Linked DNA regions of Homo sapiens: all the other regions are linked to region 3. A link is a loop called in an ENCODE intact Hi-C map of the cell type or tissue named here. Cell type or tissue: endothelial cell of umbilical vein. All regions are shown on one strand.

The links. Peaks named below come from ENCODE experiments on the same cell type or tissue, not always from the same donor. Only the 100,000 strongest peaks of a DNase experiment are listed, where the experiment ranks them.
Region 1: a loop joins it to region 3, with 3 times the contacts of the local background. A loop is called at or near these places in 2 of 110 quality-filtered maps.
Region 2: it touches region 3 in a loop (10-fold over the local background); 2 of 110 quality-filtered maps call a loop at or near these places.

Annotation. Positions count from the first base shown.
Region 1 is chr2:150,619,821-150,627,820 of GRCh38, reverse strand. No RefSeq gene overlaps it. Among named protein-coding and RNA genes, the nearest start is that of LINC02612, 5.1 kb to the left of the region's middle. RefSeq lists an enhancer at 6,370-7,569. In endothelial cell of umbilical vein, no CTCF peak of the experiment used is centred here; DNase peaks (open chromatin) are centred at 3,550, 5,870, 7,220 and 7,680; H3K27ac peaks cover 3,784 bases.
Region 2 is chr2:149,795,484-149,803,483 of GRCh38, reverse strand. All of the region lies in intron 2 of MMADHC-DT (MMADHC divergent transcript), which reads right to left. The region is part of intron 3 of LINC01931 (long intergenic non-protein coding RNA 1931); the gene reads left to right. Among named protein-coding and RNA genes, the nearest start is that of LINC01931, 60 kb to the left of the region's middle. In endothelial cell of umbilical vein, a CTCF peak has its summit at 3,972; a DNase peak (open chromatin) is centred at 3,973.
Region 3 is chr2:150,137,307-150,145,306 of GRCh38, reverse strand. No RefSeq gene overlaps it. Among named protein-coding and RNA genes, the nearest start is that of LINC01818, 28 kb to the left of the region's middle. In endothelial cell of umbilical vein, no CTCF peak of the experiment used is centred here; DNase peaks (open chromatin) are centred at 1,976, 2,556 and 3,566; H3K27ac peaks cover 4,919 bases.

The sequences.
Region 1 (8,000 bases), 480 kb before region 3:
TCAACTTAAATGTTGTTCTTGAAAAATCTTTCCATGCTACTAACATTCTTTTTTAAGACCTCAAAAATGTCCTAAAAATAGATGTTTGTCAGACACATGGGCACTTCAGTTTATTTTCTTACTCAAATGCAACATTTTTTCTTTTTCAGGGCATATAAGATAAACTAACCCATCAGGAAGAGATACTATAACAATTAATGTTTTTCTAGTTTAATTCTTGTTTTTACCTAGGCCTGAGCATCCCACCAAGCCTTCTGATGTTTGGCCTGTGTACTTAATTTCCAAACCACCAGAATCACATTAAAATTCCTAAGCATTTGTGATTGGATGACTTGATTGACTAGCAGAATGTAACTGGGCAAGAAACTGAGTTGGAAGTTGATTTTGTTTTCTTTTCACACCAAACTCTCAGCTACTGGGCAGACAGATCATGCATCTTTCTTTACCCATTGTCCCAGAAGTTTTTTATGCCAACCATTCAGTTCCAGTCGCTCCAGTGCACTCCCAGAGGTACAAATGCCACCAGCTGAGAATGTCAGAAGAGGAAATCCAAGCCTGATTGTACTCTTGAGCTTTACAGAAAACATTTAGCAACTTGGAAAGACCTCAAGAAAATGTGTCCTAACCCTTCCACATTCCATCCACTGCTTTACCATGGTACAAATACATACACTGCAAAACCTTGCCCCTGCAAATACACACTGTAATCCACAAAACTGTGCCCTTGTGCACACACAGTCAGAAACAGAGAATTTCCTCTGCATAGGAATTCTGAAAACAAAGACCAGAGTCTGAGGTTTTCAGCACAAGGACTCCACCAGGATTAGCACAGATGCCTGGGAAAGAAAGGAGCTCAGTCTGGCAAAACACTCCCCACAAACTTAACTGAGCATCACTAGTGGAAGGAGAGGAATACACCCAAGACACACGAATGCCACAATGTCTCACTGGATATTTTCTAGTTCTAAAGATCAGGCTTTAGTTGAGTGATGCTGGTGCACACAGGCTTGCATTTTTTATGTTACCTGTTAGCGTTTCTTGGCTTTGTTCTAATCTTAGGCCTATGGCACAACTGAGGCCAGTTACCTAGAAAAAGTATCTGAAGAGGACTAGGTAAGAAGTGGGCATAGGTGAGCACTGGAAAAAGAAATTCAAACCCTTAAAATACTCTATTTCTTGAGCAATGTCTTTGTTATAAAGAAGGTCATGGTGGAAAAATGAGAATCACAATTTGTCTTAGTCTGTTTGTGCTGCTATAACAGAATACCACAGAGGAGAATTTACAAAAAAACAAAAACAAAGACAAAACAAAACAAAAAAAAACAGAGATATTTGTCTCATGGTTCTGGAGCCTGGGAAGTCCAAGACTGAAGGGTCACATCTGGTGAGGGTCTTCTTCCTGTGTCATAACATGACAGAACGCATCACACAGCCAACACACGAAACACAGAGGAAATCAAGCCAAGTTCATCCTTTTATCCTGAGCCCACCCCCGTGATAACTAACCCACTCTCATGATAAGGGCGCTAATGCTTTCAGAAAGTTGAAGCTCTCATGACCTAATCACCTCTTAAAGGTTCTGCCTCATAATACCATCACAATGGCAATTACATTTCAACATGAGTTTTGGAGGGGACATTCAAACTACTGCACACTTTGACCTGCTTTTTCTAGACTATTGAAGAATTGCCAAGCTGGTTTCAGCATTTTCAGTGGCATTTATGTATGTTGGAGATATACAACTCATCTAAAAATCATACGATAACATTTAGAAAAGTGCTTTGTAAGCTAGGAGGGTGATTTTCTTGTTATTTGTCTAAACTCCTCATTTCTAGAGTCCAGTCAAAACCGGGAGGTTGAGTGATTTGCCCTGAGTCACATGGTTTTCAGTCTCTTGGCTCTCAGTCCAGTCACCACAAAGCAGACAGCTCTAAAAAAAAGTACCCAGAGCAGATTTTCTTAGGGTAACTAACTTCACCAAATATATTATTATGCATATAATATCAGGAGTTACAAACTTTCTGGAAACCAACATCATTAACTCTAGTAAGTCATGGTTGGGAGTTCTTTGGAATGGTCCTTTTCCTGTGGATTGAATTATTCAGGCGGTTTTGGAACTCATAGAGCTATTAAGTAAATATATATAAAATCTGCCTTTTATGCCTAGTCAGCCTCTGCATGACTTTTCTTCTAAGACAAAAGGAACAATAGTAGTCACATGCTGGTGATGAATATATGACCCAGAGCATGAGGAAGCTTGTTAGTGTTTTCCTTTCTAGGACATTTAATTCACTGTGTGTCATTACATCCCCAGGCACTCTTGGCTATGCCAATGTTATGGTCATCTTGGTGCCTGGCTATCAGGTGTGGGGTGACAAGTATGGGGAGCAATGTCAGCTTGAGCAAAGAGGATGAGTCACAGAGAAACTAAAGCCCTGTGCTACTCCATAGTTTGTGTTGAGGAGAGTGATAATAGGGCAGCAGGGTATAATTTCTAATCAATGGCAGGCCTACTTTTTGGAGAAAACTTCTTTGATTTTGTAATATTTGAATAAGAATTAATTGAGGTGGGACATTTGGCCGCTAGTTTCACTGCTCCCTGGTATGAACCTGGTATGAATTGAATATGACCATATTTTTGACCTGTTATTTCTTGGTTTAATTCAATCAGTCATTCAGGACATAGGATTCTATTTCCCAGGGACTTGCACATGTTTTTAGTAAAGGGCCACATAAGTAAATATTTTGGGCTTTGTGGGCAAAATGTCCTCTGCTGGCAATACTCAACATTGCCATTGTAGTATGAAAATAGCCATGGACAATTTGCTGGAAAACAAAACAAAAAAAAAGGCAGGTGGGCATTGCTTTGTTTCAGTAAAACTTTATTTACAAAAACAGGAAGCTGGTTGGATTTGGTCCATGGGGGCATAGTTTGCTGACCTCTGTTTTCATAGTTCTGAAGTTTCTAAACTCACTCTAGAAAGTGAAGGCAGGTCTTAAGGGGCTCTGGGAAGCTTTCAGCTGGAAGAAAACCATGTCCAGATGGAATAAGAAGGCAGGGTTTCACATGAATTCTAGATGAATTCTAGCCATCTTTAGGAGTCTGGGTGGAAAAGATTTGGGAATTCTGATTAACATTAATTGTCTACTGAGGCTTCCCTAGAAAGATTGAAAATTCTCTGTGTGGGATAATTGGTTGAACTGATCCTCTCATCACATTCTATGCATTCTTTTCACTAAGGAGAGTAGAGATCAGTTGGAGGGAGTTTTCTCTATTACCTCCAACCCACTGCCATCTTGAAAAAACAGAACCTCACTTGTCATGGTTACAGACGCCAAAGAACATGTATTTTGAATTTATACCTCAGTGTGTGATAAATATGATTTTGGTCAGTGCAACGTAACTTGAAGACATAGAGACATATGGTTTGAGCTCGTGCTGTGTGTGTGTGTGTGTGTGTGTGTGTGTCTGTGTCTGTGTGTATAACATAAAACAATACCATCTGACTAAACAGTAGGCTTTGCGCCAGATGCCAATCTGACTGAGACAGGCACACAAGCGAACAAAGCTAACCTCAGCCTCCACTTCCTCTTCCCCCAAGAATCTATTAAAAGACTGAAAAGGGCTGTTTAGCATCAGAGAGTGGGACATGATGCTAAAGTGCACATTCTCCAGTGTCAGAAGCAGCAGCAGCTGCAGCCAAGTTTCAATGACAGTCACCCGCTCTGCTATGCCTCAGCACATCCCAGAACCCAGAGGAGGAAACTGTAGCCCTTCCCGGATGTGGGGATTGGAGCAGGAAGGGAAACAACACACATATTATAGAGCCATACAAGACAGCTGCAAGGAGGCGAAAACTGTGCTACTCTGATGGCAGAGGACAACTGCAGTCCATTGGTGGAAAACTTTTCACTTTTTCTCTCAAGTCAAACTTAGGAAAAATAAGTGAGGTGACAGAGAAGCAAGCAGTCTTTGATCCATGTTGTAGGAAAGGCAAAAGGCCCGGGGACTCTGAAGCTTGCTAGTTCTTCCAAATGTTTGCCTATAGTGAATTGTTTATCAAGTGAATAGTATTTTTTACATTAAATATAGAATCTTTCAAGCATAGAAGAATTACTAAAATAACAAACACCTGTGTATCCACTGTGCATATTTTTGATACTAAGACATCTGCCATATGTGTGTCATTTTTTAAAGAAAGATTTTTTTTTTTTTTTTTGATGGAATCTAGTTCTGTCGCCCAGGCTGGAGTGCGGTGGCACGATCTTGGCTGGCTGCAACCTCTGCCTCCTGGGTTCAAACGATTCTCCTGCCTCACCCTCCCAAGTAGCTGGGATTACAGGCATGCACCACCACACCCAGCTAATTTTGTATTTTTAGTAGAGACAAGGTTTCTCCATGTTGGTGAGGCTGGTCTCGAACTCCCAACCTCAGGTGATCCACACACCTCGGCCTCCCAAAGTGCTGGGATTACAGGCATAAGCCACTGTGCCCAGCCAAGAAAGAAAATTTTAAAGAAATAAAATGTTACAGATACAGTTGAAGCCCCCTATGTATCACTCTCTTCTCTCATTTCCTTCACTGTGTTTTTGGAGGTAACTCCAGTAATTTCTGAATTTTAATGCATGTTTTTCTTAAGCGTATTTTATGCTGTTTATATATATATTTATATATACATACATATATACACACATCCCACATACATACATGTTATATACATAATATAAAAAATAATATATAGACTTATTTTGCACATTTCCAACTTTTATAAAAATAGTGTTATGGTAACTTTTGGTACCTTTTGTTCTACAGAAGTTTTAACTTTCATTTAGTAAAATTTGGCCACATTTTCTTTTCATGATTTGTGCATTTTTGTCTTTTTAAAGACTCCTTCCCTATCTGTATTAGGCTGTTTCTGCATTGCTATAAAGCATTATGTAAGCCTGGGTAATTTATAAAGGAGAGGTATAATTGGCTCATGGTTCTGCAGGCTGTACAGGAAGCATGGCACAGCATCTGCTTAGCTTCTGGTGAGGCCTCAGGAAACTTTTATGGCAGAAAGTGAAGCAGGAGCAGGCATGTCACATGGTGAGAGGGAGCGAGAGTGAGGGGAGAGGTGCCACACACTTCAACAACCAGATCTCATGTGAAATTAGAGAGAGAACTCTAATTTGTGCGAAGACAGCACCAACCCCCATTCATGAGGGATCTGCCCCCATGACCAGGCATCTCCCACCAGGCCCTACCTCCAACACTGGGGATTACATTTCACCATGAGACTCAAAAGGAGCAAACGTCTAAATTGTATCACTCTCCTAAAGTCATATCGTATTTTCTTATAAATTTTTTTCTGTTCAAGTCTTCACATCACCTGGCATTGATTTCCTCAGATCCAAATTAGGGAGGCTTATTTTATTTTATAATGTCTATCTGTCCTATGACTGTTTATTAAATTGTCCTTCCTTTCCCCACTGACCTATAAAGCCACCTCCATAAACTTGCAATCCTTCCTTGTGTAGCATGTCCTCCTTTACTTGAGGAGAAGGGTCTGAGAGTATCATCCAGCACCTCACCGTGAGGCTCTCTGGTGGCCTAAGAAGGGGCTCCCATGCCGCCCAAGTCAGCAGCAGAGAGAAACTTGAACACTGGAGGGAATCTCTCCTTGTGCATTTACGACTTGTGATCAAACTCGGGAGATAACTTTTTGACTCAAGACCTTTTGATAATTATAAGGGAATTAGTCATGCCAGCCTCATACTCTATAGTCATGAGCTCCAGCCTTCATAAGATCAGAATGAATCACAGCCAAGGTACAGTCCATGCCCAGCAGTTCTTCACAGACTACAGCCAAGCATCAAATTTCATATATTCCAGGTTTAAGAAATGTGATTAGTTGACCTACAATAAACACACTTTACCACTTAGGGGTATTTTTCTCTGTTTCCTGTAAACTGTGATACATGTGCATTATAAACCTCATACATTATTAACAGAGTTTGTTTTCTTAAAAAAAATCTTGGCAGAATACTATTGGAATTAAACCAATTCAACTTTCTGGACTTTAAGATGGCACAGATCCAGACTGAGATTCAGAAATAAAAAAACAATAACAATCATCAGTTATTTTAATTAACAACCACCACCACAATAAATCAGTTATTTGAAGAAAATCTTCACAAATAGCCTTATGGTAGAGATTTCTGTTGATGGAAATAGTACGGAAATGCCAACAAATGAAAGGGGAAAATAATCTGACTTTTACTGAACATTTAGTAGGAATAAGTCACCACAGAAAGCCCTTTTACATATGCTGTGCCATTTAAAACTTACACAGCCCTCAAAAACGCTATTAAAATTCCCACTTTAAGGATGAGAAGCTGAAGTTTAAAAAACTTGATAAACCTGTCAAGGGTACAGAACTGGTAAGTGATAGGTCAGGGATTCAAACTCAGATCGAATTGGCCAGTGCTCATCCATTTTTTAACGTGGCTACTGGTTCTAGCACTTGGGTGTGTTGCTGTAAGAATAATCATTCTAAGGGCCACAGGAATCAAGGTTAAGCTCAGGACGGGAAGTGTTTGGCATCTCCAAGGCTGTCCCGAGTCTGCTTTGGAGTAGACCCAACCTATGGCTGACCCCAGAACCACTCAGCCTGTGAGAACCAAACAATCTTCACCTAGAACTGCAGCATCGCATCGTCAGATGATCTCGAAGCTGGGTCAATCGGATTCTATGTCACAAGCCTCATGTTACAAGTCTCCAAAATCCCTAAGACAAGATATTTATTGGGATACAGGATGTTTGGTAATCCCAATAAAGATAAAATGTTATGTTAGCAATTATTGCAGAATACCTCCTACAGGTATGAGTCAGCAACTCATGACCTTGCAATTACATTGATATTTCTGCTGTGAAACAAATGAATATTCATACTAAATAAAGAAAAACAAGGTAATACATAGGCCTGTCAGTTCAGAGAAGATTTTGCCTCTAAATGAGTTACAAATACTTTTGGATTTAGATTCTTGGGGATTTCAGAATTGTATATAAAGAATTGTGTATCTGTGTTGTTGTAAGTGTATGCTTCTGGGAAACTATAGTTTCTGTTTGGAGAGGAATAAAAGATTAAGGAGACATGAACTCTGAATACTACTTTGCTGTTGATAAAACTATTTTCATATGTTATTTCACCCTTAGAGTAACCATGTGAGAGACTTTTATTCTATGTTATTGAAGAAGCTGGTCAAACTCAGAGCTTGAGAAACTTGCAGAGGGTCAAAAAGCCAGGAAATAATAAGACTGCAAACATTTATATCCTTTGACATCTATAGGGAATCTGATACTAGGTCCTACTTCCAATTGAACCTCTTTCTACTGTAGAAACTTCCAAGCCACTAAACCTCACTAACGTTTGGCTTTCTTGTCTATAACCTGGGGATAATTATCTTTTCTGTCTAGTTCAAAAGATTTTAGTGGGAAACAGATTATATTGTACTAGAAAAGATATTATTATTATAATACACCTGCATTTGTTTGGCTTAGAGCCCACATGGGGCTTTGTCAGGACAGACAGCATTGTCTGTATTTCCTGGTGAGCTTGTCAAAACTCCTCGTAGGATGACCAGAAGGGGACCTGTCCTCTCCTGCCGAGCCTAAGCACACAGCCACAGCTGCAAAGCCCTCACTTTTTAAAAAAAACTTTCAGCTGATCTCTGAGCACATTCCATTCTCATGATGTGCAAATTTTAAAGGACATTTGCCTCCAAGCAAGTTGGAAGAAAAAAAATGGAACATCTTTTTCAGTCTTTGGACCTCAAAATACATAATTCAGGTAATAAAAATATCATATCACATGTTTTATTGTTTATTTCCATATAATACAGAGATGCATATTTGGAAGGAAGTTATCTTCCTTTTCATTGCAGTTTTTTCAGGACCTCACTAAGAAGCAGCAATGCCGAAATCTGCTTTATTGGAAAACTCTTGGAGAATGTGTCCG
Region 2 (8,000 bases), 340 kb after region 3:
ATGCTACACATGCAAATGTTTATTGATTACCTACTCCTTGACAACCAGTGTTAAATGGTTGTGACTTTTGTTTTAAAATTAAGAAGTGCCAGGAGAATCCAGAAATAAAGCTGCACACCTACAGTCATCTGATCTTTGACAGTCACCAAGAATAAGAATGGGAAAAAGACTCCCTATTCAATAAATAGTGCTGGGATACCTGGGTAGCCATATGCAGAATGAAACTGGACACCTATTTTCACCATATAAAAAAAATTAACTCAAGATGGATTAAAGATTTAAACGTAAGTCCTCAAACTATAAGAATCTTAGGAGAAAACCTAGGAAACACCATTTTGGACACTGGCGTTGGAAGTCCTCAAAAACAATTGCAACAAAAACAATAATTGACAAGTAGAATCCAATTAAACTAAAGCACTTCTGCAGGAGGAGGCTGGTGGGGGGGACTATTGGCCAGGCGCAGTGGCTCATGCCTGTAATCCCAGCACTTTGGGAGGCCAAGTCAGGTGGATCACCAGGTCAGGAGATCGAGAACACCCTGGCTAAATGGTGAAACCTTGTCTCTACTAAAAATACAAAAAAATTAGCCGGGCATTGTGGCGGGTGCCTGTAGTCCCAGCTACTAGGGAGGCTGAGGCAGGAGAATGGCCTGAACCCAGGAGGCAGAGCTTGCAGTAAGTGGAGATCTCACCACTGCACTCCAGCCTGGGTGACAGAGTGAGACTCTATCTCAAAAAAAAAAAAAAAAAAAAAAAAACACCTATCAACAGAGTGAACAGACAACCTACAGAATGGAAGAAAATATTTGCAAACTACACATCTGATGAAGGCCTAATATCTAGAATCTATAAGGAATGTAAGCAATTGGACAAGCAAGAAACAACCCCCTTAAAAAATTGGGCAAAAGACGTGACCAGATGCTTCTCAAAAGACATAAAAGAAGCTAACAACATGAAAAAATGCTCAACATCACTAATCATCAGAGAAATGCAAATCAAAACCACAACAAGATACCATCTCAAACCAATCAGAATGGGTTAGGATTAAAAAGTCAAAAAATTACAGATGCTGGTGAGGCAACAGAGAAAAGGGAATGCTTATATGTTGTTGGGAATGTAAATTAGTTTAGCCACTGTGAAAAGCAGTTTGGAAATTTCTCAAAGAAACTGAAACAGAACTATCATTCAGCACAGCAATTCATTACTGGGTATGTATCCAAAAGAAAACGTATCACTTTACCAAAAAGTGCACACGCACTCGTATGTTCATCACAGCACTATTCACAAAGACATAGAATCAACCTAAGTGCCCATCAATGGTGGATTAGATGAAGAAAATGTGCTACATATACACTGTGGAATATTACACAGCCATAAAAAAGAATAAAATAATGTCCTTAGCAGCAACATGGATGCAGCTGGAGGCCTTTATCCTAAGCGAATTCATGCAGGAACAGAAAACCAAATATCACATACTCTCACTACTAATAGGGAGCTAAACACTGGGTACTAATGGACATAAAGATGACAACAATAGAAACTGGGGACTATTAGGGGTGAAAGAGACATGGGGGAAAGGGTTGAAAAACTCACTATTGGTTACTAAGCTCAGTACCTGGGTGATGGGATCATTTGTACCCCAAAACTCCATATCATGCAATATGCCCATGTAACAAATTTGCATGACAAAAAAATATAGATAACTATGCTAGAAGATAGGCATTATTATCTACATTTTACAAAGGAAACAACTAAGACTCATTAAGACCAGGTAATGAAGTTTAGAAGCAAGTGACGGGTAGAATCTCCAAATATCATATTCTTTCCACTTTATCACTTCTTTCTGAAAACCATGTATTCTGCTAAAGGGCTCCTCCCTACATCCTATTATTTTCTATGATTCAAAGATAGTTATAAACAGCAGGCACCAGCAGATATTTCCAATGAACACTGTAACAATCAAATCGGTCTTTTGGTAGTGGGACTAACGTTCAAGGTTTGATTTGCGGAATCCAAATGGTAGAATGAAAAAACTGGAAGACATTCAGTTATTTTATTTACTTCTATTATTTATAGATTGGTCACAAGCAGGATGGGAGACAAATGTTTAAATGATTAGTGTAAAGCTGTAAGAAAAAAACAAAGCACGTGCCTCAGAGAGCAACTGTATCTTTAGAGAAGACTCACATTAGATAAATGAGCATTTCTCCCCACCTTAAAATTAAAAATACTGTTGTCAAACATCTTTTCCTCCTTTCCTAAATGGTTACTTGTTTCAAGCTCCTTTTTATGCATATCCCAGCTCTTCCCTACAAAAAGCTCCACAAATAAACAAAAGACACTGTAGAGGCTCCATCTCCAAACAAGCTCCTAGCAGGAATTTCAAACTGCTCTGTTGTTTGTTTCCCTTTGCTTCCCTGCTGCAAGCAGACAGCAGACAGTCGGCCCAGCTTTGCCTGCAGCAGAAGTGATTGAACAAAGAAATCCCAGGGTCCAAACTGTTCAAAAGACCTTCTGCAAACACTTTAGGGCCAGTGAATTTTCAAAACCTGTGCCTTTTGCTTTAAAATTAAGAAGGGTCAGGATGAACACCCAACTGGATGCTGGAGGGTTGAGGGAATGTTCAATGACTGAAGACAGAGGAGGATTCCTGCAGCCTCTTGAGAGGGTCTGAAATGCAGGTGGGGGTGCGGAGGTCAGCCATGAGGAACATTTGTGAATAGAAAGAAAAAATATGGTATTTCTTTGTCATACACATAGTCCCCTCTTTCAGATTTCTATTCCACAGGTAACTAACCTAATTCAACATTTATCACCGATGGCTGAAACCCAGCTTCCTCTCTGATCAGTTTAGTCTATAGGGTAAATGCTGCTTAAAAATCATCAAGGTGACAGAAGAACTGTGCCTAATTAACACTCTCCTAATACTCCAGCAAATAACAAGCCTGCTGTGGGGGAAAAAATGCATTCACACTTCCTTATCAAATTAGGGCCAAAAAATGCTCCTAATTAGCTAAAATCAATTAATGTGACAGCAAAATGAATGTATTTATACTGTCAGCGAAAGGTATAGCCAGAGAAGTGGGAAATATATAAAGAAGCTGCTGGAGTTTCTTAAAGCAGTTATGAAGGGGCTGATGCTTTGAGAATTTTATCAATGACACCCAGAATCTGAGGGAGATTTACCTTGGAGGCAGCCTCTGTCCTGTATTTGCGGACACCCTGGGATGTTGTAGCACTTGGATGATTCTCATTGTGGTTATTCATTAAAACATGTAGTTAGTTTATCAACAGTCATCATGTAGAGCTAGGTGCTTATTTGCAAACACACGTATAAATGCATTTATACACAAATAAAATAGGTGCCTTAGACTACTACGAGTAGGCTGTTTATGAGTTACATTAGTTATATTTTCTATAAAGTTGTCATGGCTAGTCACTATTTAGCAAACTTTTTTGCTAGGATTATACTCAGTTCAAAATGTGTTGAAGAAAAGTTGTACTTGCTAAATAACTCAGGCTGGGGGTCTTGGCATTACCTCATTTTGATTCTTCTCCACTTCTGGTCTTTTGATTCCAATGCTGAACACATTAGTTAGCTTGAGAGAACTTGTTATTAACAATACAATAAATTGTTCACAAAAATGCTCATATTATGATATGGGGTTAAATGTGATCTAAAATAGGCTTTTTAGAAAGCCTAACAAAAATTCTCATATTATGATATTGGGTTAAATGTGATCTAAGATAACAATCATATTTACCATGACTTATTTCCATTCTGGACCAAGTATTTTTTTAACGGATATTTGGGCAGGTTTTACCACAAAGGTTAGCACCTCCCTTAATTATAGCTGATTCTCACTGAAATCATCATCAAAGATTTCATTTGCGCTCTACAGAGTCAGTGGACACGATGGATGTCAGCTCTCCCCCGTGTGTGGATGGTGTTAGCATCTTGGTATGTTTGTTTACTTAATGAAGTGTCTGGAGGCCTCTACTGGTGTTTAGGAAAATATCAACTGAGACAGAACAATAATTGTAGGAAGATTCTAAGCAGGCAAACCTCCTTTACATGTGAACTTATTCCAAAATCTCAGTTCTCCATTCCTTATCACTCTTTCATTACTGTAAACATTGGTAAGCTGATTATTATCTCCCAGTGTCACCTTTTCTAAGTATGCTGTACAACCACAGGATACCCTGTTTTCTCTGCTGTGGCAAATGCCATCCAGTCCTGCCCATGATAGCTGCACTAAATTATCAGCCTGAAGATTATTTTTTCACCCTCTGTCAGTTTATATCACGTCTGAACTTCCCATTCTCTAGGGATTAGGGCAGCTTTTCCATCAAACCAGCTGTTTGCTTTCTTTTTTTTTTTTTTTCTAATAATGGCAAAACAGCTTTCTTATGAATTAACAGTGTCCATATCAGATGGGAAAAACATAGGTTTCCGTTTCATATCTGTTGTATTTGCAGTCTGGTACAACCGACAATCATAAAACACAGTGAGATGCTGCCGAGAGGAGAGATGGGTGGGAGACAATAAAATCTGGAGCAAAAAGACATAAACTTGATTATAAAATTATTTCCAAAGCATACAAGAAGGGAAAAGGTGATTACCATTAATTGTGACCTTCCAATGCATCATACTTTTAGTAACTTTTCTCAAATATCAATAATATAAGTCATTTATTTCAATAATCAACTGTTCAATAAAATTTATTATAATGTTTACAATAGATAACTCTAGTATTCCTCCACCACTGGAAGAAGATGGCAAAGAAAAGAGAACTATAGAGTTAAGTAACACACCCAGCAAGCTAAATTAATATATACTCATCAATGTATTCCAAAATTCAATACAAGCACACTCTTGAAACACAAGCAAGGGAGATAATTCCTGTTGATTGAATTGTGACATGTCTCAGGTCTACTTCCCTAATAGCAGGTCCTGAGGCTAGGATTCTTAGGCTGGTTTTTGTTTGTTTGTTTTTAAGAAAATGCTCTTGGGGGGACCAGTGGGAGTTAAAGAAGTAAGATGTAAAAGAGAAGCTAAGCAGGAAATTGATTTCTGGTGCACCTAGCCTCAGCCTGTTTCTGTAATTGTACCAGGCTGCTATCTCCCTCCTGGAGGCAAGGCAGTAGGTATTTACCAGTCAAGAAACAACTCTGGCATAGCCCTCAGCCTCCTTTGAATTAGATGGCTCCAGTTGTCCAAAGGATTTCATGTGAGGTATTAGCAGAAGCAACAACAGCAGCCTTCAAAGGAATCCCCAGGTTCTGAGAGAGACGTCAAAAGAGTACACTAAACCATAAGATTCTTTTATGGCGTTTATTAAGAACCAGTGTTCAATCTATATCAAACAAATTTTGTGACTGCCTGGTAAATTTAAAGGCTAATGAGAACCTTTAGGCCCTTTGAGACATGTGTAGATATAAAAGGTTGTAACTTTCTTGACTATCTTGCCTATCCTATCTACGATCCCATTTTTCTACAAGATTCTGAGTAAAAAAAAAAAAAATCAATTGTCTAATGATTTTAAAATGACAGTACAGTTTTCTTTCAATAAAGAAGATAGGCTGGGTGCAGTGGCTCACATCTGTAATCCCAGTATTTTGGAAGGCCAAGGCACGTGTATCACTTGAGGCCAGGAGTTCGAGACCAGCCTGGCCAACATGGCAAAACCCTGTCTCCACTAAAAATACAAAAAAAAAAAAAATAGCCATGCATGTGGTGGTGCATGCCTGTAATCCCAGCTACTCGGAAGGCTGAGGCATGAGAATTGCTTGAGCCTGGGAGGTAGAGATTCCAGTGAGCAGAGATCATGCCATTGCACTCCAGCCTGGGCGACAGAGCAAGACTCTGTCTCAAAAATAAATAAATAAATAAATAAATAACACGAAAGCTTTAAGTATAAGAAATACAAAACTACCTATTAATGTGAGTCATGCAGCTATACTTTTTGGCAAGAGATTTTTAAAGTTATAAATGATATTTGGGGGTAGCTTTTACTATTTTGCAAGGGTTTCAGACTATTCTAATTCCATTTTAATTTTACTACCTATTCATGTAAAAAATATAGTATGGGTTATTTATGAAATTTTAAAGCTCATGGAATTTTAATTGGGTAGAAAAGGAAGCTGAGATTTCACTTACATCTGTCAAGTTCTGCTAAGGAGATCTGCCATAACTCATGCAAGTAGCAAAATGGCACTCACTCATTTTATAGTCAATTATGCATCTGCCATAAGTGAACATTTGTTATGTCAGGTAATGTCAGAAAGGATTTCTGAACATGTCTTCACAGTCTCTTAAACGTTAGAGCATGATCCCCACCTCAACTAAACATTCTTCTAAATGGGCACTAGACCATCCTGACTGTTGCTCAAGAAAAGATCATGGGCTATAGAATCAAGTACAGCTGGGATTTCAGATATGCTCTGCTGTCTATGAGCTGTGTGATCTTGGATCTGTCACTTTCTTCTCTCTTAGGATGAGCTATATCCTCTGTTTTATAGAAAGCCTAGATAATATTATCTACCATCCAGAGTTACTGTGAATATTAAAGAAGATAAATATTTTATAAAGATAGTACATATAACAACTCATATTCTCAAATACCCTGAAAAGACAGAAAATACATTTTCTAAAGATTTAAAAATTATTTCAAAACAGAGTTTAATGAGTAAGCCCAAACTTTGGAGTTACTCTCAAAAAGCAGAAAGCAGGGGCAGTTCCAAGATGGCTGAATAGGAACAGCTACAGGCTACAGCTCCCAGCGTGAGTGATGCAGAAGATGGGTGATTTCTGCATTTCCAACTGAGGTACCAGGTTCATCTCACTGGGGCTTGTCAGACAGTGGGTGCAAGACAGTGGGTGCAGCGCATCGAGCATGAGCCAAAGCAGGGTGAGGCATGGCGTCACCCGGGAAGCACAAGGGGTCAGGGAATTCCCTTTCATAGCCAAGCAAAGCTGTGACAGACAGCACCTGGAAAATCAGGTAACTCCCACCCTAATAATGTGCTTTTCCAAAGGTCTTAACAAACGGCACACCAGGAGATTATATCCCGCACATGGCTTGGAGGGTCCCACGCCCACGGAGCCTTGCTCATTGCTAGCACAGCAGTCTGACATCAAACTGCAAGGTGGCAGCAAGGCTGGGGGAGAGGCACCTGCCATTGCTGAGGCTTGAGTAGGTAAACAAAGCAGCCGGGAAGTTTGAACTGGGTGGAGCCCACCACAGCTCAAGGAGGCCTGCCTGCCTCTGTAGACTCCACCTCAGGGGGCAGGGCATAGCTGAACAGAAGGCAGCAGAAACCTCTGCAGACTTAAATGTCCCTGTCTGACAGCTTTGAAGAGAGTAGTGGTTCTCCCAGCATGGAGTTTGAGATTTGAGAACAGACAGACTGCCTCCTCAAGTGGGTCCCTGACCTCTGAGTAGCCTAACTGGGAGGCACCCCCAAGCAGGGGCAGACTGATGCCTCACACGGCCGGGTACCGCTCTGAGATGAAACCTCCAGAGGAATGATCAGACAGCAACATTTGCTGTTCAGCAATATTCTCTGTTCTGCAGCCTCCGCTGCTGATACCCAGGCAAACAGGGTCTGGAGTGGACCTCCAGCAAAATCCAACAGACCTGCAGCTGAGGGTCCTGACTGTTAAAAGGAAAACTAACAAACAGAAAGGACATCCACACCAAAACTCCATCTGTACGTCACCATCATCAAAGACCAAAGGTAGATAAAACCACAAAGATGGGGAAAAAACAGAAAAACTGAAAATTCTTAAAATCAGAGCACCTCTTCTCCTCCAAAGGAACACAGCTCCTCACCAGCAATGGAACAAAGCTGGACAGAGAATGACTTTGATGAGTTGAGACAAGAAGTCTGCAGACGATCAAACTTCTCCGAGCTAAAGGAGGAAGTTTGAACCCATTGCAAAGAAGTTAAAAACCTTGAAAAAAAGATTAAACGAATGGCTAACTAGAATAACCAATG
Region 3 (8,000 bases):
TTCGAGCCAGTTTCAGGTTTTTTGAAAAAAGGTGATGGGTAAAAGTAAGTAGGCTTCCAGAAATGTGCTCCATGGCCTTAAGAAGCTAATGGCTGCAGAGAGAGAACTGACCTTCTCAATAAGAGTTGAATATTAACACACTCAGAAAAAGAAACTGATTTATTCATAAGATCCCAAGGACCCTGTGTTACAGTCCCTATGAATCATGAGTAATCTTGTATTCTGGGAGAGCATGAAGACTTAGAGATTACTCACCCTACTATACATGGTCCTTATTCAACGAAATTAAAAGTATTTTTCTTGTGATCATTATAACTGAGCTAATTTTATAAGACATCTAGTGCTAAAGGAATAATAAAACAGAAACAATAAAACTTGAGAATTTTAAGAATCTTATTTTTTTAAAGTGTTCTAAATGCTTTGAGTCTGCCCAATTAAAAGTCCTAGCTTGATTGAGACTCTTGCCATAATTGAATCATGAGGCAGGTTGCTGGGATATTGACACTGGGAACAGCTACTCTTCATAGCTTCTAGAAGCCTCACTGCCAGTTCCTGAACTGAGCAGCTGATAATGCGGCCACCACAAAGGCAGAGGCTGTGTGAGGGAGCTCTAAGGAGCTGGCAGTAGGGTCAGACAGAGCAACATTTGAATCCTGAGTTACCTATTAGCTGTGTGACTTTGGTGGGTTCCTAGACCTCTCTGAACCTCAGTTTTAACATTCACAAAATGGGGATGATAGTACCTGCCACATGTGTTTGGGACCTAGCAGTGTTAGCCCAGAGTAAGTAAGTGGCCTGAGATAGTGTTACTGGCAGTCTCTGGTCCTCTCTGCCTTTCCATCTGCAAAGGAAGGAGAGAGAGTCCAAAGACCTAAAGTGAGGGCTAGAGCAAATTACAGAAGTCCTAAAACTAACTTCACTAGGAATTTGAGGGCGTTGTCCAAGGAAATATAGACCATGATGGAAACACTGCCCAGCATGCAAATAAACAACAATCAGCGCACCCTTCATGTAGCTGCCTTTGTTCCAATCAGCAAATGACAAGCACCCAGGCTTGTCTCTGGGATTTTGGGAAGACAAGAGCAAATCCATTGTGCATGAATGTGCATTCTTGTGCTCACTTCTGGACAGGGTTATGAATGTGCTTTCAGCAGTGCATTTGTCAGAAAGCTTGATGGGCTTTTGTGTGACCCCAAGGGAGGGGAAGGTGAGATTACAAATCTAGGTAGTTCTTTATCCATCTAGATGAGAGGAAGGAAAAGACAAATCCCAGACCCACATACACTGTTCTCCACACTCTCCTCTTTGCTATCCGGCTATAGCTTGAACTTATTTGGGGAAGGGAACGGCAAGACCAGAATACTGGGAACTCTCTGTGTCTGTAGTAATAGTCTGGGAGTAGAGAGTAACAATCTCAACCCTAAGTCTTATCTCTTGATCTCTGTGCTCTCTGCAGCCATTACAATGAAAGTCTCCAATCTCCCAGTTTCTGCTCTTAGGAGAAAAGACAACTTTGGTGTTTGAACAACTCCCAGGATCCCTGACTTCTCTTTGTTTTTGATACCCATAGTTTTCTTGCTTTCATGCTGCTTCATAAGGTTTTTTTGTTTTGTTTTTTAAATTATCCAGAATTTTAGTTGACTTTATTAAGAGGTTTGTTAAAAGTGTTCAAAATGAGCACTGAATTTGCATTAATTTGTATGTGTGATCTGTATTAATTTATATGGTTTCCAAATTAAATACACTCATCTTGATGCAAATATTTAGACATCTTGAAGAATGCAACCCTTGAGCGGAATCCAGCTACTACTGACTCACAAAGCACCTGTCCCCTGTTTCCCAGCTGTCCCATGTCGTGTGTGTTACTGACCTCCTTCATTTGGCATCTTTTCTCAGACTTGAAAAGAATGAGGTTATTTTCATACTTCTTTCCACAGGGAATCAGCTACAAATACATAATGCGAGTTGTCTGGAAAAGTTATAAGAAAGCAACTCTCTAATCAGATGACCTCTGAATGACTCAAAACGTCATGAATTAATGCAATAGAATGGTGAAAATCAAAAGTGAAACAGAGCTTAGGAATGTTGCATCCTCTTTTGGTCCTCTTGAACAATGCTTACCTTTTGGGCCACTCAACTTTTCCACGTGTTAAGTATTACGATCACATGTATCGGTAAGATTGTGAAGCACCACTCTTAGTTCCTTGTGCAAATGCTAATTCTACAGCCTTATGGCCAGACTTTCTAATAGAGTTGCTGAACACTTATTGTTTTTTCAATATCTCATCAGCCCTAAATCTAGATGGGCTTAATTTTCTAGAAATTTATTATATTACAACTGCCTCTCGCATAACCCAGAATTTATTGAACATAATGTTTAAGAACACAGACTTGGACCCCAGACCTATATTGAAATGAAGACCTATCATTTAAAAGCTGTGTCATCTTGAATGAAACATGCTTTCCTTATATGTAAAATGGAAATAGTTATGGTACAACTCATCAGATTTTGAGGTTAACAGGGTAATGCCCATAAAATGCTTAGCTCATGACCTATACATACTATGTGTTCAATAGATGAAGAATGTTTCTATTATGAATCATTTTTTGTTTCTATGATATTGCCATGACAATGCATAAAATGTTTGTTAATGTTTTTATCCTGACTACTCTTTACCATCCCTGATAACAGAGTAATGTTTGTGTTTCTTGTGGGATTTAGAGCTGTTTGAGAAATTAGGATGGCAGCTTCAGGTGGGCAGAGAATTTTGTCAGCTTTGTTCTCTTCTACAATTCGGATCCCACTGCAGTGCCTTATATAGAGCAGATAATAACTATATCTACTGAATTAATGAATGAATGAATTATATGAGGTCAAAAATATAAATGGACTATGACATTAGACATAAAATAATAGAAAATCAAGGATGATAGTCTTACTTCATGTGATCAAACTCCATTTCAAAAATAAATGTATCATATTTTGGGAATTTTTATAACAAAATATTAATTTAATCTAACAATTATAACTTTTACAATTTAAAGCACCAAGTGCATACAATGTTTAAATAAAATATTTTATTGTAACAATCAATATTCATTCAGTTCTTGTTAGAATTATGCTTTGCAATGTTCATTGTTAAGAAATTTCTAAAGTGTGGTTTTGATGCTGATCTATGTAATAGCAAACATTTATGATATCCTGAAATAGACAAATGATTGTGAACGGAAGCTTTTTGATATTCTGACAATATGAAATGTTAGTTCCAGATTGAGACAGCAGGGACGCATTTTACAATTTGATTTCTACTTATGTTTCTGTATTTTTTGTGCCATGTAGAGGTAAGTTTTGCAGGACTAAAAATTGTCAGTTTCTATTACAAACTAGATTCATTATTGGTAAAAGTCTTCAATCATAAAATCTGACATCATTTAAACTTTTAAAGCTAGGGCAGGAAGCATCATGACATGAGTCAGTTACAGTTAGATAAGCAATCATCCTATGGGGAATATTCTTATACGAGCAAAAAATAGCCATAAAATGACATAATGGGCCATAGATGCATCTCATTTCCTCTCTGTGTGGTGAACCACCAACGGAAGTCTTTAATACAATGAAAAATAGAATTTTGTTTTTAATTCATGAAAACAGTAAGTGATAGAGCTTAAGCATGAGAATACACACTGGAAAATCTTGATTTACTTTTTCCATAATCCAACTGTGAAGGGCTGAAAAATTGAAAGACATTCTAGAGAGTTTTTAAACATTGTGAAAATAAGACTGAGAAGAGAGAGTGTTTACTGAGCATGCATTGCATGTCAGGCAGCACAGCCTGGCACCTGCCTACTTCTTACCCACCTACTCTGCCTGGGATCCAAATATCTGCCAGGAAATTTATTGTAACAGCCTGAGGGCGGGGACCTAGTTTTATTGTGCATTGTACTCCCACATGCAGCCTAGTACATAATTTGTAAAAACACTCTTGTACTAAATATTTGCATATCTCTAGAACGTTAGCTTCTGATTGAGACAGCAAAGACACTGCCACTGCCAGAGTTCCTCCAAGTTCATTGAACAAAAAGAAGGAATAAGATTGTCTGAGGATATGGTCACCTTTGCTTTTTAGTAGAAAATGAGGCAAGTAAGGATGTGAACAAACTTTCATAAATTACTTCTTGCCTTCTTGTGAAACATGAAATAAGTGCATGAGAATAATGATTAGAGGAAAACGTCTTATTGAGCTGTTTCATCATCTGCAAATCACAGTAGCTAACATTTATTAAGAGCTTACTTATTTAACAAGCATTGTCAGTGGTTTAACAAGAATTAACTCATTTAATCCTCAAGATAACCTTATGAGAAAGGTCCATTATTATTCCTATTTTACATACCAGGAAATGAAGGCACAGAGACTTGCCATGGTTTTCCCACAGCTAGGAAATTAGGAAGAGGTTGAGCCTGGTTTCATTCCACAGCAGTCTCTGACTCCAGCCAAATTGCTCAGCAATTCCTACATGGTACTAGCTTTTTGTTTAGCCACTGATATTAACTTGTTCATCTTTCTCCCACAAATAAACTGAATCTGGATTTTTTTTTTTTTTTTTTTTTGCTGCTTTTAGTTTAGTTCTAATGCTTAGAACATTAACAGCTATTTAGAATGTAGAATGTAGATGTTGATTACCTCTGTAATCTGTAACTCAATTATCACTTTGCCATTGCAAACCCTGGTCCATGCCTCCTTCTATTCTAAGCGCTGAATATCTACATTATTTTTGCCGCCTTCCCTAAAAGAGTCTGGACTGAATTTTTAAGGCGTGCTTACAACATAAGTACACATAAAGAAATGACTGTCACATGAGCTATATTGTGCCATATGGCGGTTGCATCTTTTCCCATTGCATTTGTGCCCTCCAGGCTTTCTGTATTTTCTATCAGTGGTTTCTGGTTTGCTCCCCTGGGTGTCTTGCTTAGCACTAGTGCCTACTAAATCAAACTTGCTTTTGACAGACAATTTGTATAATTTATTGGGATGTAGGGGACTCAAAAATGTTTTTGTATCTCCAGTGACTTGGTGTAAACTGGATGGTGATAGTCCAGAAAATTATCCTCCCAGCCCCACAGAAATCACTGTGTGACTCCCGCCATGATTAACTTGGAGGCAGATTAAATGTTGTGTTTGACTTTCAATGCAGTTTGCTGTCAACTCATTCTGAAATAATTATAATGAACCTTCAGATTGGACATGTATTCTATTCAGTGGGTGGCAGATCTGTTTCTAAACATATTTCTTCATGGAGCAGATTCCTAGTGGGGTTTATATTTCTTAACTATTCTTTATAGTAAACATCGCCCCACAACAGTTGCATTTGCATGTCAATAGCAAAGGTTCTGTGTGTGCGTGCATGTGTGTGTGTATGAGAATGGGTAGAACACAAGCGTATATATCTACTTTTATTTTTGTTTTCATTGTATCATCTGAGATTCATTCATCTCAAAATAAAAAAGGATCAAGGAGGCAGAGCAATATATAATGAAGACACTAAATGATTTAGTCGATTTCAGAGAAAATGGTTATCTAATGTATTTACAAGAATAAAACACATAGTAATTTTGTTTTAATTACCTGGATAATTGCAATTCCTCTTGTTATAATTCCAAGTCCAGGAAAAGAGTGTGACTTTGGGACATACGGGTGCAGATATGTTGTCACTGATTGCTGACTAGTATATACTAAATTAACAAAGTCAACATTGTAACTTACCATACCCTTTAGGTATTAAAATGCTTGATTTGAGTCTTTCCTTCTGGTTACTTTTTCCAAAAGTTTGGAAGGCATAGATGCCCATATTTTATCTAATCACTTCAAAATCACCAACATAAGCAGTTGTATTGCAGTTCTGTGAAAGATTTTGAACAATAATAAAATCTAGGGCAATCATGATTTTTAGGAAATCATTTTTATGGATATCTTCTCTGCTGCCAGAACTTCAGAAATATTCCATAGAGTGAAAGCCTAATAGTGCTTCTGGTTACCATCAGGCCTTTGGAATTTCAATAGAAACGAAAGACAGTCTGTGTAAAAACTTCTTAAGATTTTATGAGCCTGTTTAACTTCCCACAATTTGTTTCCTCAGAAGGTGTGTTTATTATTTCCTATCTGATTTCCCTCAGAATGGAGCAGTAAATTCTGAAAATGAGAAGGGTCCATGATATTTATCCCCAGGTCTCTCCTCTCAGTCCCAGATGCATAAACACAGCTGCCCATGTGGCATGTCTACTTGGGTGACACTCAGGGACCTCAGTGCCCACACACCAAAATGGGTCTCTTGATTCCTTGCCCTCACCTCCTCCCCTAGGCTTTCCCAGCTGAGAAAAAGGCACTGATACCCACACAGTTGCCAAGCCAGAAAGTTTATTTAAACATTTTTGTTCCAGTATTGTATAGCCCACAGAGCAAAAAGAGCATAAAGCACATGCATCTGATGTGTACAGTTCAACCAACTTCTACTTATGAATACACCGTGTAACCACCTGGATCATTTCCAAGATGCCAGAAGGTTCTCTTGTGACCCTCTGGGAGTCATTGATTTCTTGTTTTTCACTCTTGCTATTCTTCCATAATTTATCCCGAGCCTTTTCATTTTTCTTCATTTTTTCTGCTTTCACCATGATTATCTTTCACCTGGACGACTCCAGTAATGATCTCCCCGCTTCTACTTTCACCAATTCATTATCTCTACAGAGTCATCTTTTAAAAACTACAACACTGATCATTTCATCCCCTTCATCCTTAATCTCACCTTTACACTTAAAATAAGAGGGCAATGGAATGCATTATTAGGGCTTACAATGAACGCCTTTAAGAAATGGTCCCTGGCTGCCCTCCAATCTCATCTCCTCCGCTCTCTGCATCACTGCTTCCAGGTGTCTGAGTTTGTTGTTGGCTGGTTTTGGTTGTTGTTGCTGCTGCTTCTTTGAGCTCCTGTAAAATGCCCTTAAGGCCTTTTGCACACAGTGTTTCTTTGATATGAATGTTTTTCATCTTCTTTTTCTCTCCTCCCACCCCACTTCCATCCCACACTCGTGCCCATACTTACATATTGTCTTCACTTGGCTAGTTCTTTCTCATTCTTCTTTCTCAGTGTAAACATCACCTCTCCATAAAGTGTTTTCTTGCCCCTAACCTAAAAGACAGTTTTCAATGACTCTCAGAAAGTCATGTCGCTTTTCTTTATAGCACTGAGCACAGTTTGCAATTTTTATATTTAAGCGTTGCTTCTAGTTGTGTATCACCTAACCTCTGCTAACTGAGGTCCTTAGGGAGGAACCAAAGATGTTATTTGAATCCTGTGTCCTTAACAACTAGCACTGCACCCAGTATACAAGAAGTACTTAGTAAATAATTACTGAATGAAATAAATAAGTGAATGGCTGTGTGCTTGTCTCTGAGAACCGTGCGAACAGGAAAAACTGAGCAGAAACAGAGGATGATGTAGACAGTGCTTTTGAGAAAAGGTTTGCCATGAGAAACATTTTTTTTTCTCTCAACTGCATGTATTTCAGAAATGGACCCTGGAAGATGTCCATTTTCCTGAGCCCAGCATTACTCTGAGACAAGCATGTCCTCCTAGGATATCCCCGGAGAAGAATTCAGCAGTTATAAGTCAGTTTCTCTCATGGTTAACTCATGTGTCCATTCATCACCGCAGTCCATCTCATTCCATTGGGTTGGGGCACCACCTGGGGCAAGATGTTTGCAGACAACTCACTGGTTTGTTTCTGTAATTCCTATAGACTTGGCAGATGACCTGATTCCTGGAACATGGTGCAAGCTGAAAGCAGGGGATGGGGTGGAGTGAGGAGGCTTAAAAGAGAGATGGTAGGAAATCTTTTGGGGCAAGAATATAAGGTTGTATTCTATGTGAGTAGTGAATTTTTAATTTTGTTTTTTTCCATTGCAGTTCACTTCAGATCATCTCAAGCCATAGTAAAATGTTAA